Regions from separate parts of the Homo sapiens genome. Here region 2 is linked to region 1. Evidence: read pairs that join two places in POLR2A ChIA-PET (ENCODE). Cell type or tissue: Panc1. All regions are shown on one strand.

Evidence for each region. ChIA-PET counts read pairs that join two places held together with the same protein. Peaks named below come from ENCODE experiments on the same cell type or tissue, not always from the same donor. Only the 100,000 strongest peaks of a DNase experiment are listed, where the experiment ranks them.
Region 2: POLR2A ChIA-PET joins it to region 1 with 7 read pairs; 2 of 35 experiments call an interaction of 5 or more read pairs at or near these places.

What each region holds. Positions count from the first base shown.
Region 1 is chr6:117,595,982-117,600,981 of GRCh38, reverse strand. The region is part of intron 1 of GOPC (golgi associated PDZ and coiled-coil motif containing); the gene reads left to right. Among named protein-coding and RNA genes, the nearest start is that of GOPC, 4.0 kb to the left of the region's middle. In Panc1, no CTCF peak of the experiment used is centred here; no DNase peak of the experiment used is centred here; H3K4me3 peaks cover 1,039 bases; H3K27ac peaks cover 1,570 bases.
Region 2 is chr6:117,829,931-117,834,930 of GRCh38, reverse strand. No RefSeq gene overlaps it. Among named protein-coding and RNA genes, the nearest start is that of SLC35F1, 75 kb to the left of the region's middle. In Panc1, a CTCF peak has its summit at 4,901; no DNase peak of the experiment used is centred here; H3K4me3 peaks cover 121 bases.

The DNA.
Region 1 (5,000 bases):
TCTCCTTGCCTAGTGGTCAGCATTCTTTCTCTCCTATTAGCCATGAAATATGTGGCATAATTAATCTTTGATTAACATAGATTTACATATCCAAGAATTGTGGCTCTTCTCCACTGCGAGAACTGTTAATTTCTTCTATCCTTTTTGAAAAGATTAGAAAGTGCTAATATGAAGGTAATCACTTCTTACTGTAGGTAAATGAAAACATCTCTTGATTTCTTTATTGGTAGTAATTTCCACAAGAAAGCTATTTTTCTCAGATAGTGAAATTGCATTTAATGTTTTCTAGAAATAGTACTTTAACTTTATTTCATCTTATTTTATCTTATTATATTTTTTTCAAAAAAGAGATGGAGTGCTTTGTTGCCCAGTTTGGTCTTGAATTCCTGGCCTCAGGTGATCCTCCTGCCTTGGCCTCCCAAAGTGCTTTGATTACAGACATGAGCTACTGTGCCTGGCCATTAGTTCTCTAGCTTTAAACAACAAAGATCAAGAGTAGCCTTTACCACATGGTATAATTCGAATGTGTCCCCCAAATTTCGTGTATGGGAAACTTAATCCTCAATGTGACAGTATTGAATCTCCAATGTGGGGCCTTTAAGAGGAGACTGGATCATGAGTACTCTGTTCTTATGAATGGATTAATCCACTTATAGATTGATTTGTTATTGGATAAATGGATGAATGAGTTATCATAGGAGTGTAGAACTGGTGGTTTATAAGAAGAGGAAGAAAGACCTGAGTAAGCATGTTAGCATGCTCAGCCTCCTTGCCATGTGACACCCTATGCTGCCTCCATACTCTGCACAGATCCCCTGCCAGCAAGAAGGCTCTCGACTTCTCGAGATCTGGCCCCTCGACCTTGGACTTCTCTGTCTCCATAACTGTAAGAAATACATTCCTTTTCTTTATAAATTACCTAGTTTCTGGTATTCTGTTATAAGAAACAGAAAGTGGACTAAAACATCACACGAGAAATTTCATATCATTTACAACTGCAGTATCAACTGGGCATTAACAACTTTTTAAAAATGAAACAATATTTTATTTATTTTTAAAATGACCTAAGGAAACTTTAAACAGGGATTTGATGTCAGATATAAAAATTGAAATTGGGAGGAAGGATAATTTTCTCAGTAGGAGGCTGTGCTCCATTTTTTTTGTCTTTAAATATTTTAGATGAGTATTCAGAATTGTAATAAATTATGCATGTTCTTTTTTCAGAAATTAAAATCACACATTCTGACTTTATGTCCTGGTTTAGGAGGTTGCATTGTTTCTCAAAATAGGAAATGCTAGCATATCACAATGTGAGCATATTTTTTATGCTTGAAACTGTTGATTTAAAGATCATAGGAAAATGGGGAGGGGAAAAATCCTAATGATTTTGGTTTGTTTGTTCATTTGTTTGTGTTTTTTCAGTTACAGTCAACTTGTTTGTCTTTGATGTTAATCTGTACACGTTTAGCAGCTTCTGCCGTTTTTATGGAATCAATTGTGTATTGCTGTGGAAAGAAGTTCATTGTCAGCAGTGCCTTTCAAAGTAGACTTGCTGCTGTTCCATCTACAGAATTTCAGTGGTTGCTCCATATATTGTTTGAAAGCTTGAAACAATTTCCATATTTTCTTGCCCTTTTTTACTTTTTAGGAAAAGGATTGAATTTGTTCTATTGTTTTAATTATATGGACATTAAGACATATTTGAAACCACTTATGGTTTAATATGACAAACGTGACATTCAGTGGTTTCAGAGGTTAATACCTTTAATCATATTACTGTAATAAAATATTTTTATATAATGAAGAAACAGATACCTCCAATTTGGGTAATTTATAATGTAGTTAACATTAAACACTATATTTATTATTAAAATATTAAATTTTGCTGCAAAAAAATCATAGGTTACTTTTTTACTTGAATAGGCTATTAGGGCTATTCTTTTTTATTTTTAATTGACATAATAGTCGCATCTTTTTAGGGGGCACAGTGTGGTATTTGGATACACATAATAATGATGAAATTAGGGTAATTAGCATATCTGTCACCTCAAACATTATTCATGTTAGAAACAATTCAAAACCTGCTCTTCTAGCTGTTTGAAAATATACATTAAGCTACTATTAACTGTAATCATCTTATGGTGCTATAGAATACTAGAACTTTTTCCTCTTATTTAGCCATAATTTTGTTACCCCGGGCTGTGGACCAGTACTGGTCCGTGGCTTCTTAGGAACTGGCTGAACAGCAGGAGGTGAGCAGTGGGCAAGAGAGCATTACAGCCTGACCTCTGGCTCCTGTCAAATCAGTGGTGGCACTAGATTCTCATATAGATTCTCATAGTAGCACAAATCCTGTTCCTGTTGTGAACTGCACATGCGAGGTATCTGGGTTGCCAGCTTCTTGTGAGAGTCTAATGTCTTTTGTTGAAACCATCCCCACGCTGTCCTGTGGAAAAATTGTCTTCCACAAAACCAGTCCCTGATGCCAAAAACATTGGTGACCGCTGTGTTAACCAACATCTTCCTACCCGCCTCACCCTTCCCAACTTAACAGTAACCACTGTTGTATTCTCTACTTCTATGAGGTCAACTTTTTTTTTTCTTTTTTTGAGACAGGGCCTCACTCTGTTACCCAGGCTGGAGTGCAGTGGTGCAATCATAGCTCACTGTGGCCTCCAACTCCCAGCTCAGTTGATCCCTCTGCTTCAGCCTCCCAAGTAGCTTGGACTACAGGCATGAGCTACTATACTCAGCTAATTTTTCTATTTTATTTTTTTTTTTTTTTAGTAGAGATGGGGTTTTACTATGTTGCTTAGGCTGGTCTTGAACTCATGGGCTCAAGAGATCCTCCTGCCTCAACCTCTCGAAATGCTGGTATTACAGGTATGGGCCACCATGCCTGGTAAATCAATTTTTTTAGCTTCTACATTTGAGTGAGAACATGCATTATGTATCTTTCTGTGCCTTGCTTATTTTTACTTAATGTCCTCCAAGCTCATCCATGTGGTCTTCAATGCAGGATTTCATTCTTTTTTATGGCTAAGTAGTATTCCTTTGTGTATATATACCACTTTTTTTTTTTTAATCTTTTCATCTGTTGTGGAAATATAGATTGCTTCCGTATCTTGGCTATTGTGAATAGTGTTGCAATAAACATGGGAGTGCACATATTGTTCAAGATACTGATTTCCTTTTTAGGGGGCATATATCCCTAGTGTATATGTTCTATTTTTAGTTTTTTGAGAACATAGATTACATCTTAAAATTAAATACAAATGATATCCATGTGACTGCTTTTTGCCATAGCAATATTTGGGAAGAGTCATATCTGAGGAGAATGGAATAGCAGAGAATATCAGTGTATTTTGAGGTGGTGCCATTTCAAATTGCTCACATCTCTCACACTTTCCACATGCTTGTGAGTTTTTGCTGTCATGAGCCACTTGATCATGGCTATGCTAGAATCATAGGCATTGATTGGAATAGTAGTGGCACTGTGGAAGAAAAAAGAGAAACTTTTTATCTGAAGAATGTGCCCCCCTTCACCACTTCTATTCAATGTAGTACTAGAAGTCCTAGCCAGAGCAATCAGACAAGAGAAAGAAATAAAGGACATCCAAATGGTTAAAGAGGAAGTCAGACTGTTGCTGTTTGCTGATGACATGATAGTATACCTACAAAGCCCTAAGGATTCATCCATAAAGCTCCTAGAACTGGTAAATGAATTCAGCAAAATTTCAGGATACAAAATTAATGTACACAAGTGAGTAGCCCTCCTATATACCAACAGTGACCAAACTGAGAATCAAATCAAGAATCAGCCACTTTTATAAGACTTGCAAAAAAATTAAAATATTTTGGAATATACTTAACCAAGGAGATGAAAGACCTATACAAAGAAAACTATAAAACACTGCTGAAAGAAATCATAGGTGATACAAACAAATGGAAACACATCCCATGCTCATGAATGGGTAGAATCAATATTGTGAAAATGACCATACCACCAAAAGCAATCTACAAATGCAATGCAATTCCCATCAAAATACCACCATCATTCTTCACAGAACTAGAAAAAACAATCCTAAAATTCATATGGAACCAAAAAAAGCCCACATAGCCAAAGCAAGACTAAGCAAAAAGAACAAACCTGGAGGCATTAGGTTACCTGACTTTATACTATAAGGCCAAAGTCACCAAAACAGCATGATACTGGTATAAAAACAGACATATAGACAAATGCAACAGAATAGAGAACCCAGAAATAAAGCCAAATACTTACAGTCAACTGATCTTTGACAAAGCAAACAAAAACATAAAGTGAGGAAAGGACACCCTATTCAACAAATGGTGCTGGGACAATTGGCAAGCCACATGTAGAAAAATGAAACTGGATCCTCCTCTCTTACCGTATATAAAAATCAACTCAAGATGGATCAAAGACTTAAATCTAAGACCTGAAACCATAAAAATTCTAGAAGATAACATTGGAAAAACCCTTTTAGATATTGGCTTAGGCAAAGACTTCATGACTAAGAACCCAAAAGCAAACACAACAAAAACAAAGATAAATAGATGGGACTTAATTAAACTAAAAACTTTGTGCACAGCAAAAGAAATAATCAGAGTAAACAGACAACCCACAGAGTGGGAGAAAATCTTCACAACTGTACATCCGACAAAGGACTAATATCCAGACTCTACAAGGAACTCAAAACAAATCAAGAAAAAAACAAACAATCCCATCAAAAAGAGGGCTAGGGACATGAATAGATAATTCTCTAAAGAAGATACACAAATGGCCAACAAACATGAAAAAATGCTCAACAACACTAATGATCAGAGGAATGCAAATCAAAACCACAATGCAATACTACCTTACTCCTGCAAGAATGGCTATAATCAAAAAAATAAAAAAAAATAGATGTTGGCACGGATGTGGTGAAAAGGGAACACTTTTACACTGTTGGTGGGAATGTAAACCACCAACCACTATGAAA
Region 2 (5,000 bases), 230 kb before region 1:
AGGAGTATAGTTTCATTCTTCTGTTACGGCTTTCCCAGCACCACTTTTCCCAATGGATGTTCTTGGACCTTTGTCAAAAATGAGTTGACTGTACACTTGTGGATATATTTCTGGGTTCTCTATTTTTGTCCCATGAATCTATGTGTCTGTTTTTATGCCAGTACCATGCTGTTTCGGTTACTATAGTTTTATTTTATATTTTTAAATCAGGTAGTGTGATGCCCCTAGCTTTGTTCTTTTTGCTCAGTATTGCTTTGGTTATTAGGGGGTCTTTTGTGATTCCAAATAAATTTTAGGATTGTTTTTTCTATTTCTGTGAAGAATGTTATAGGTATTTTGATAAGGATTGCATTGAATCTGTACATTACTTTGGGTGGTATTGACATTTTAACAATATTAATTCTTGGAATCCATGAGCATAAAATATCTTTCCAATTTTGTGTCTTCTTCAGTTTTTTTCACGAGAGTTTTATAGTTTTTCTTGTAGCGATCTTTCACTTCTTTGTTTAAATTTATTTCTAAGTATCTTATATTTTTTAGCTTTATGAAAGGGATTGCTTACTTGATTGTTTACTCTTGGCATATATAAATGATACTAATTTTTGTATGTTGATTTTTCTACCTTGTGATTTCACTAACATCATGAATCAGTTTTTATACTTTTCTAGCAGAATCTTTAGGTCTAAATATAAGATCATGTCATCTGGGAACAGGGATAATTTGACTTTTTCCTTTCCAACATGGATGTCCTTTATTTCTTTATATTATCTGATTGCTCTGGCTAGGACAACTAGTATTATGTAGAGTGAAAGTGGTAAAAGTACACATTCTTGTTTTGTTTCAGGTATTAGAGAAAAGGTTTTTAATTTTTCTTCATTCACTATAATGTTACTTATAGTTTTGTCATATGTGGCCTTTCTTGTTTTGAGGTATGTTTCTTCTTTTCTGAAAAAAATGTTTTTTTCAGCATCCCTTTATGATAATGCTCAGCAAAATGAGTAAAGAAGGAAGCATTTATCCAATGTTCTTTCAGCATCTATTGAAATGATCATATGGTTTTTGTTCTTGGTTCTGTTAATGTGGTGTATTATATACATTGATTTGCCTATGTACAACCATCCTTGCACTCCTGAAATGATTTGACTTGATTATGGTGAATAATTTTTTAATGTGTTGTTGAATTCTGTTTGCTAGTATTAATATTTTGTTGAGGATGTCTATGTCTATGTTCATTAGGAATATTGGCCTCTAGTCTTCTTTTGTTCTTGTGTCCTTACAGGTGAACAGTGGCATCATAGAATGAGTCAGGGATGAGTTAGGTATAATTCCTTCCTCTTCAATATTTTAATTTTTTTTAATTTGAGTAGAATTGAGACAGCTTCTTCTTTAAATGTTTGGTAGAATTCAGGAGTGAAGCCATCAGATCTTGAGCTTTCTTTCTTCAATGGGGAACTTATATGGCTTTGATCTCATTACTAGTTATTGATAGGCTCAGGCTTTCTATTTCTTCAAGATTCAATCTTGGTAAGTTGTATGTGTCCAGAAATTTATCCATTTCTTCTAGGATTCCCAATTTGTTGGTGTATAGTCTTCCATAGTAGTCTCTAATAATTCATTGTATTTCTGTGGTATCAGCTGTTATGTCTCATTTTATGTTTCTGATTTTATTTATTTGGGTTTTTTCTTAGTCTAGATAAAGGTTTGTCAATGTTGTTTATCTTTTCAAAAAACCAAATTTTTGTTTTGTTAATCTTGCAGATTTTTTTTAGTCTCAACTACATTTATTTCTGTTCTGACCTTTATTCTTTCTTTCCTTCTACTAAATGTAGCTTTTGTAGCTTTGGTTTGTTTTTGTTTTTCTAGTTTTTTGAGGTGCATCATTAGCTTGTTAATTTGAAATCTTTTTACTTTTTAGTTGTTGTTGTTTTTTTTTTTTTTTAGACACTGCCTTACTTTGTCACCCAGGCTGGAGTTCAAGTGGCATGATCACAGCTCACTGCAGCCTTGATCTCCCAAGCTCAAGTGATCCTCCAACCTTAGCCTACCAAGTAGTTGGTGCCACCATGCCCAGCTATTTTTTTTATTTTTGGTAGAGACAGGGTTCTCCCTATGTTGTCCAGGCTGGTCTCAAATTCCTGGACTCAAGTGATGCTCCCACTTCAGCCTGCCAAAGTGCTGAGATTACAGGTGCAAGCCACTGCACCCAGCCTACTTTTTCGATAAGGATGTATTGCTATAAACTCCCATTTCAGCATTGTTTTTGATGTATACCATAGATTTTGATATGTTGTATTTCTATTTTTATTTGTTTCAAGACATTTTTAAATCGTGTTCTTACTTTCTTCATTGACCAATTGATTGTTCAGGAGCATGTTGTTTAATTTCCATACATTTGCCTAGTTTCCAAGGTTCTTATTGTTATTGATTTTCAGTTTTATTCCATTGTGGCCAGAAATAATACTTGATATGATTTCAACTTTTTTGAATTTTTTGAGACTTGTTTTCTAACCTAGGGTCTATTCTGGAGAATGTTCCATGTGCTGATGAGAAAAATGTGTATTCTTCAGTAGTGGGGTTGAATGTTCTGTAAGTGTCAGTTGGGCCCATTTGGTTTAGTGTGTAGTTTAACTTCAATGTTTCTTGATTTTTCTCTCTGGATGATCTGTTACTGAGATGGAGCATTGAAGTCTTTTACTAATATTGAACCACAATTTACCTCTCCCTTTAGATCTACTAATGTTTGCTTTATATACATGGGTATATTTATATTATATTGTTTAAATTTTAAATTTTATATTATAAATATAAAATTTATTTAATATAAATATAAATATTTAATATTTAATAAATATAAAATATTATAAATATAATATAAATAGTTTAAATTTTAAATTTTAAACAATATAGATCCTGTTGTTATGTTCTCTTGCTGACCCCTTTATCATTGTACAGTGACCTTCTTTGTCTCTTTTTACAGTCTTTGACTTGTACTCTATTTTATCTAAGTATAGCTACTCCTAATCTTTTCAGTTTCCATTTACATGGAATATCTTTTTCCATCTCTTCACTCTTAGTGTACCTGTCTTTATGAGTGAAGTGAGTTTCTTGTGGGCAGCATATGGTTAGGTCTTGATTATTTATCCATTTAGCCAATCTATGTCTTTTCATTGAATAATTTAGTCCATTTATATTTAACGTTGTTATTAATAGGTAAGACTTACTACTGATATTTTGTTACCTGTTTTGTGGTTGTTTTGTATCTTCTCTCTTCTTCCTTTTTTACTGTCTTCCTTTGTGCTTAAGTGATTTTCTGGTAGCATGTTTCAATTCATTTTTTTTATTTTTAGTGTATTTATTATAGGTTTTTGCTCTGTGTTACTGTGAGCCTTACAAAAAATCTTCTACATATCACTAATTATTTTAAACAGATGACAACTTATCTTTCATCACAAAGAAAATAATTAAGCAAATGAATATGGAAAAAACTTTTAAGACTCTTCACTTTAACTCCATACTCCAACCCCCATATTTTGACTTTTTGTTGTCTCAATTCATGTATTTTTATGTTGTGTAATTCTTAGCAAGTTTCTGTAGCTATTTTTTGGATATATTTGTCTTTTATTCTTCATACCTCAGTCACAAGTAGATTGCACACCACAATTACCATTAGAGTATTCTGAGTTTGTCTGTGCACTTACCTTTACCAATGAGTTTTATATCTTTAAATGTTTTCCTTTTGTGCATTAGTTTTTTTGTTTTTTTTTTTCTTTCAGATTGAATTCCCTTCAGCATTTCTTAGAAAATGGGTCTGGTGGTGATGAATTCCCTCAGCTTTTGTTTCTCTGGGAGACTTTCTGTTTCCTTCATGTTTAAAAAAAAAGCTTTGCTGGATACAGAATTCTTGATTGGCAGTTTTTTTCTTTCGGTACTGTGAATATGTCATCCCACTTTTTCCTGGTCTATGATTTTCGCTGAAAAATCTGTTGCCAGATGAATTGAAACTCGTTTATATGTTATTTGCTTCTTTTCTCTTGCTGCTTTAGAAACTTTTCTTTGTCCTTAACCCCTGAGAGTTTGATTATTATATGCCATGGGGTAGTTTTATTTGGCACTTAATCTGTTTGGTGATCTCTGACCTTCCTGTACCTGGATATTTCTATCTTTCTCGAGTTTTGGAAATTTTTCTGTTATTATTTCCTTGAATTAGCTTTCTACCCCATGCTTCTGCTCAGCTCTCTCTTGAACACCAATAATTCTTAGATTTCCTCTTTTTAGGTAATTGTCTATATCTTGTAGGTGTTCTTAATTTGTTTGCATTATTTTTTCTTTTTTCTTCTCTGACTCTGTATTTTCTAATAACCTGTCTTTGAGCTCACCAGTTTTCTCTGCTTGATCCATTCTGCTGTTTAGAGCCTCTAATGAATTTTGCATTTAAGCAATTATATTTCTCAGTTCCAGGATTTCTGTTTGATTTTTTATTACAATCTCTTTGTTAAATTTATTTGAAAAATTTCTGAGATGATTTTCTGGATGGTATTGGAGATAAGTGAGTTTTTTTTAAACTGCCATTTTGAATTGTGACCAGAGAGCCCACCCATCACCATCTAGTTAGGTTTAGTTACTGGCTCTTTACTTTGTCCATTTGGGGAGATGATGGTTTTCCACCTGCTATTTTTCTCATGTATGTATGTCTATGTCTTTGCATGAAAGGATTATTTATTCCAGTCTTCTCTGTCTTGTTTGTTTTGATTTGTATTGGGTATGTTTGCCTAGAGATTTCTGTGTAATATACCTGTTGAATACATTTTTTTCTTTTTTTTTTTTTTTTTTTTTTTTTTGCTTGGTCACTGCCTCAGTTTCAGCACTAGATGGTGCATTACACCCAGATTTGCCCCAGCTCCAGCGTAGCAAACTTTGCAGCACTGCCTATCCCAGATGGAGACGATCCCCACCGCCCCCCTGGCCGCGACCCGCCGAAAAAAAAATCCTGGCAGTGTGGG